Linked DNA regions of Homo sapiens: region 1 is linked to region 2. A link is a contact called in ENCODE Hi-C or POLR2A ChIA-PET data. All regions are on one chromosome and are shown on one strand. The core of a region is the stretch at or near the end of the contact, and the rest is flanking DNA. Distances in the headings are between cores, read along the strand shown. Region 1 has its middle 91 kb from the start of TRMT11. Region 2 has its middle 54 kb from the start of TRMT11.

Region 1 (2,700 bases), core at 28-2,527, 36 kb before region 2:
ACTCAGCAATCCAGGGCCCATGACAAATGCGCAGTAAGGACGACGTTACAACAGAGGCGTTGCTTGATTTATTGTGTCTTATGAAATAGAAACCTCTTCACATCATGGGAATTAGTGATGGAATTTTAAAAAGAATAACAAAATGAAATCAGGAACGGAAGAAAAAAAATGCCTGAGTCCAACTCAAAAAAAAAAAAACCTTTCTAATAAAAAATGCAAACCAGATGCAGTTAGAGATGACTGATAATTAAGGATGATAAATGACTAATGTTTTCTATTGAATTACCAAGTGCACAGCATTGTTCCTACATGAGGGAATGATTTACATATGGCTGCTGGGCTATCTTTTCGCCTAAATTTGATTTCACAGGCAATTTTCCCATTCTCAAAGTGCCCTCTCTCTCCCAGAGTCTTGCATTTCCCTCAGGAAAGTGACTCTTAGCTTTCAGAGGTCTCTTTTATAAGAATGGATGGGCTAGATTGTGAGTAAATATTCTCTCCAATGAGCATAAAATTTATGCAATGAAGCCACAGTAAGTAGAATACAAACCCTGTTTCCTCAGTGGGGTGATGCATTAGCACAGAGCTACCCATATTCCCAAACCCCAGTCTGTCTTGAAACTAAGGATGTGTCTTGTTCAGCAGGGGGATAGGTACACAGTCTATGATTAAGCATTTCTTTAAAGCCCAGAAGGATCTCTGACTCTCACCATATTTATGATTGCAGCCTCTTTTCTGAGAGTTCTAGTCTGTGCCACACAACTTAGTATTAATAATATACTGATTTTTACTAGTAACAATTGCTTAATCTATACTAACATTATCTCACCAAACTAGGTTGTGAAAAAGGTAGAGACTTGATATGCTGCCTGCATTCACTTAATGTAGCACGAAGAATATCCTCAACAAATACTCAATGATTGGTTGACAACAGATGTTGTTCTAACATGATCACTAGGATTATAAATTGTCTGGGCGTGGTGGCTCATGCCTGCAGTCCCAGTTCTTTGGGAGGCTGAGGCAGGCAGATTACTTGAGGTAATCTGTGTTCCAGATAGAGGTTTCCAGTAAATGTTGACAGAATTAGATGAAAGAAATTACACAAGAAAGGAACGTGATCTCTTGGAGCCTCTTATCTCCTTTGTGTGTCCACGTGCCTTGTTTGATTTTCTAGTCACACTCTTTCAAAGCCCAGTTGTTGCACATCTGGAACAGGGCAGGTTGGATGCTGTAGTGATGACAAAGTTAAAGGAAAGTCACTCTTCAGTTCAGCATCAGACAGCCAAATTGCTCTGTTAGTTTTACATGTAAAAATTGGCCCCAGCTGCTCCAACTTCTTTTGGCTCCTGATTTAGAACACTAAATAAAGACAAATAATTAATCAGCCCATTGGAAAGAAAGTAAACAAATGTCATGTGATTTAGGGACTGAGGTTGCAATAGTTTGGGTCACCAGAAAGTTATTGCATATCTTCTTTCAGACTTTTCTTGTGAAGTGTTGGGTTAAATAGGGTAACTGAGCCAAATCCCCTGAAACACTCCACAGAGTTTGGATCTGGCTGTGGGATCTATGTCTTTATGCTGCCATGGCCAGAGAAAACATTACTCAGATTGACTTTTGATATTTGCAAAACCTTCTATTGACTAATAGTCTGGTTTTTGTGGAGATGATCAGAATAGAGGGGAGTCTCTCCCTTAATATTCTACAAGCTTTTTTTCTATTTGATTCCTCACAGGTGGAAATGATTAGCTGCCAAAATTAAATCCATTTTAATTCAGGTAGTAATTAGCTGACTGCTAATTAAAAAAACTCTTCAATGGTTGAACTAGGGTTAGGAGAGACACACACAGGACATTAGACATTTTTTATTTATATGGTAACTGTACCATAAAAGCAACAATTCTACCATGTAAAGGTAGAGGCTATAATCAGTACTTTTTTAGGCAATGGGTAGTTATTCGAGTTTAGAGACAAAGGAGTGAAAGGATGGTGTTTTGAAGTTTTGTGGAGTGAAAACCACTAGCTCATCTTTTTTATTTGCAAGTTGCAGAAATCCAACTCAACCTAGTTCAAAGTAAAGGAATACCTGGCTGGCATAATTGAGGAAGTCAAGATAGGAACTGGCAGTGCTTGATCCAAAGGTTCTATCTATCAATGCCATCCAAATTATCTCTTTTCTCTTGGCTCAATGGTCTCTTGATTTGGCTTCATTTTCCAAAGGACACATTCACTGATGGCATTATATGGGCACAATTATTGTCACATAGGCAGATATGGCCCCGCCCTTCTGTCCTACAATGATCTCTGGTTGGTCAGGTATAGGGCACATGCCCAGCCCAGGGAACAGTCAAGCCAGACTATAAGAGCTGTAATTGGAAGACAGACAGTTCTCATAAGGAAATGTGGGTTCTGCTACTAGAAAAGATAGAAGACATCACTATGCATATCCTTGTATCCTGTTTCTCCCTACCTCCCACCCCCAACCCCCCACAACCTACTAACCTTAATAGCACACTAAGTAGAAAAAGGGGATGCATACAATTCTAGTTGACAAAAATATAGTGGCAGAAGCAGTTAATGTTCACTAACCATATGCATACTCATAAAATACATTTCCCAGCCTCCCCTGCAGTTCCTTGGGGCCCTGTGATTAGATCTGGCCAAATATGCTGAACCACAGTGACACATGTCACTTCTGGG
Region 2 (2,700 bases), core at 44-2,543:
CTTTTAAGGGAAAGGGGTCAGGTTCCCTAGTTTTTCACCCCAAAGGATAGACAGGAATGTGCTGGTCTCTATGATTCTATGACCAGATAGAATCACAGTATGTTTACCATTCCATTATAATTCTTTACACTCTAGACACTATGTTCTCAAACCACTCTGTTTTAGAGAAGATCTCAATGTTTTAGTAAAGTACAAACACCATCAGTCTGCTGTTATTGTCTCCATGTGTATGTTCTGGATTAAGGCACTTTTTTTTGTTTGGATTACAAACCACATTACTTGATAAATATCTGAGAAAAATGGGAGTGGGTAAGTCGGAAATCAAAGTAGATTTCACTTATTCTATGAATACAGTCCTTCTAAGAACAAAGATTCTTGCAAGTGTTTAGTTTTCTAAATAACTTTAAAATGGAACAGAACCATAGCCCAGCAAAAAGAGCCAAGGTTCTTATTTTGGAATAATTTATTCTCTTTTGGTCAAGCAGGTCAACAATAAGGTCATCAATTGCCTTGGCAACACTCACCTCCATTTCCACCACTGCAATGCATTAATGAGTTTATTTATGCCTTGCTTTATCTACAAAGAATTTTTTTCCTGTTAGAACTATTAACATGAGCCTAGTTCCACTGTGCTTTTTCAAGGGAGATTTATTACAATGGGATGGAAAATAAGATCATTTCCCAAAAAAGTCACCTTCAGTTTTCAACAGAGAAACATTATGTTTTATTCCATATCTCTTTGGATAAGCAATATTTGATAATATTTCCAGCATAAGATGTCAGCAGTTCTTCTAACACCAAACGACTAAGAACTTTTATTCAAGAGCCAGAGTTGCTTATATTGGCATCTATATAACACAACCTCAACGTCTAATTTCCTGGTGTTGAAAAAAAGTCAAATCCCTGCTTCTTTAATTTACGAGTATAAAACATATTACCTTAAAAGCTATTTCCATGTCTCAAACTTTTAAAGCACAATTTTAACCCAATAAAATAAACACACCCACTACAATGCCTCCCGTGATGTTAACACATACTCTACTTTCCCCTACAAAACTTGAAATAAGGTTGTTGTTGTTGTTTTTTGTTTTGTTTTTACTTATAATTGCCATCCTTCTTAAATATGTAGGGAATCTCAATATTTGAGTGAGTTTTCTCAACAAGGAAATAGTGGCAATACTGACTTACCTCCCAGAGCTTAAACAGTTTGAAAATGTTTTATTGCTCAATCCTTGTATTTAAAGAGTTAGTCATAAGGAAATCAGTGGCAAGCTGGCCCAAAGCTGGGTCACCCTGGGCAGGAAGTGGCTGAGAAAATTGTAGCAGATTTTAAACTTTTCAAAATCTGCTGGCCACTTTGGCTAAACACAAAGACCACCTACTCCACTATTTCCTCCCAGCTATTAGAGCAAAAAGTACTCACCAGAATAGACGGGAAGGAGGCACCTCTGATGAACACCACCAAGGTAACCGTCTGGAGTTTATGGATATTTAATATATGCCAGAAACAAAATTATACATTTTGTCATATTATAAACATTAAAATAGGCCAGTCCACAGACCACCTAGAATTCCTTCACAGATTATACTGTAAATCCAAACTACAGGACTTTCTGAAATGCAGGCAATTTGCTAGGTGATATTGTTGCTGTAAGCACATGAGGAATACAGTGGTAACATAGAAAACCAGAGCAATCCTGGAAAGGATCTGCTGTAACTTACGCCGAAAGTAATAAGATCCTAACGCCAAAAAATAAAACTCTCTCGTTAAAATAAGAGGGCTTGAGACCTATGCTCTAAAACCAAAATAGTTTGGAAGTAATCAGGTTTCTTTTTTATTTATAAGTACCAACTAAACAAATTATACTCTGAGCCTAGTGACATTTCAGGAATGGGAAACTGAACTTCCTGATTAATACAAAAATAAGCCTCATAATAGGAATCATAGTTTAGAAGACCTCAATTAGTAGTAATAACAAATAATTTCAAATATTTTTTAAGTGTTGGATAATTTTTAAGGATAATGTGACTAAAATTAATATTCCAACTTTCCAGAACTATTTGGACTAATCTTTGTGACCACCCAAAAAAGGGGCTAAGCTAAAATCTCATATTCCAAATTGAGTCAGTGACAAAGTTTCAAACTCACCTCCCATATAACCTCGAAACATTTTAAATAAGATGGTTTAAACAGAAAAACTGAAAATAAATCATCCTTGAATACTTTTAGATTTCCCCCCAGTGTACCACAAATCACATCCAGAAACCCAAACAAAATAATCAGTGAAATGTTTGAGATCTGCTGCTGAAATCCTGAACTGCAAGACAAGAAAAAGAGAGCAAAGCAGATAGCCTGATGTCTCTTTGCTTGGGCAGCACTATACTTTTAGAGGTCCTAAGCTGTGCACATTAATACTCTGAGTCCATAAAAGTCAGCAGTAACACTAAAATAATAATAATAATAAATACAGGCTCTGGTTAGAGAGAGAGGATCCATTTACTGCCACCCTGCTGAGGTACATTTGACCACCAAAGGCAAGAAAGCTATTAGCATCCTGAATTAATGGGTATAGTGGTTTTCAAGCAAGATATTTTCATGATGGACACAATGTGGACTCAGCAAAGTTTCTCCTTCAAGAAAAATATAGCTTCTATTTCAAAGGGCACTGATTAGGCTTAATACCATTAAGGAACCATCAA

What was found. Hi-C counts contacts between places; a loop is a spot of excess contacts on that map. ChIA-PET counts read pairs that join two places held with the same protein, here RNA polymerase II (POLR2A). Pooled maps may share reads with other maps.
Region 1: a map of prostate gland shows a loop between it and region 2 (2.5-fold over the local background). The contact joins two enhancer-like sites. A Hi-C loop is called at or near these places in 2 of 168 maps with a recorded cell type or tissue (Caco-2 and prostate gland) and 1 of 50 pooled maps. POLR2A ChIA-PET finds 5 or more read pairs at or near these places in 5 of 52 experiments (AG04450, BJ, GM12878 and 2 more).

What each region holds. Positions count from the first base shown.
Region 1 is chr6:126,075,897-126,078,596 of GRCh38, reverse strand. It overlaps a transcript of TRMT11 not described here. Among named protein-coding and RNA genes, the nearest start is that of TRMT11, 91 kb to the right of the region's middle. Within about 2 kb of position 1,277, at least 2 of the 41 ENCODE cell types and tissues checked have a DNase peak (open chromatin) inside an H3K27ac peak, as active enhancers do.
Region 2 is chr6:126,039,569-126,042,268 of GRCh38, reverse strand. It overlaps a transcript of TRMT11 not described here. Among named protein-coding and RNA genes, the nearest start is that of TRMT11, 54 kb to the right of the region's middle. Within about 2 kb of position 1,293, at least 12 of the 41 ENCODE cell types and tissues checked have a DNase peak (open chromatin) inside an H3K27ac peak, as active enhancers do.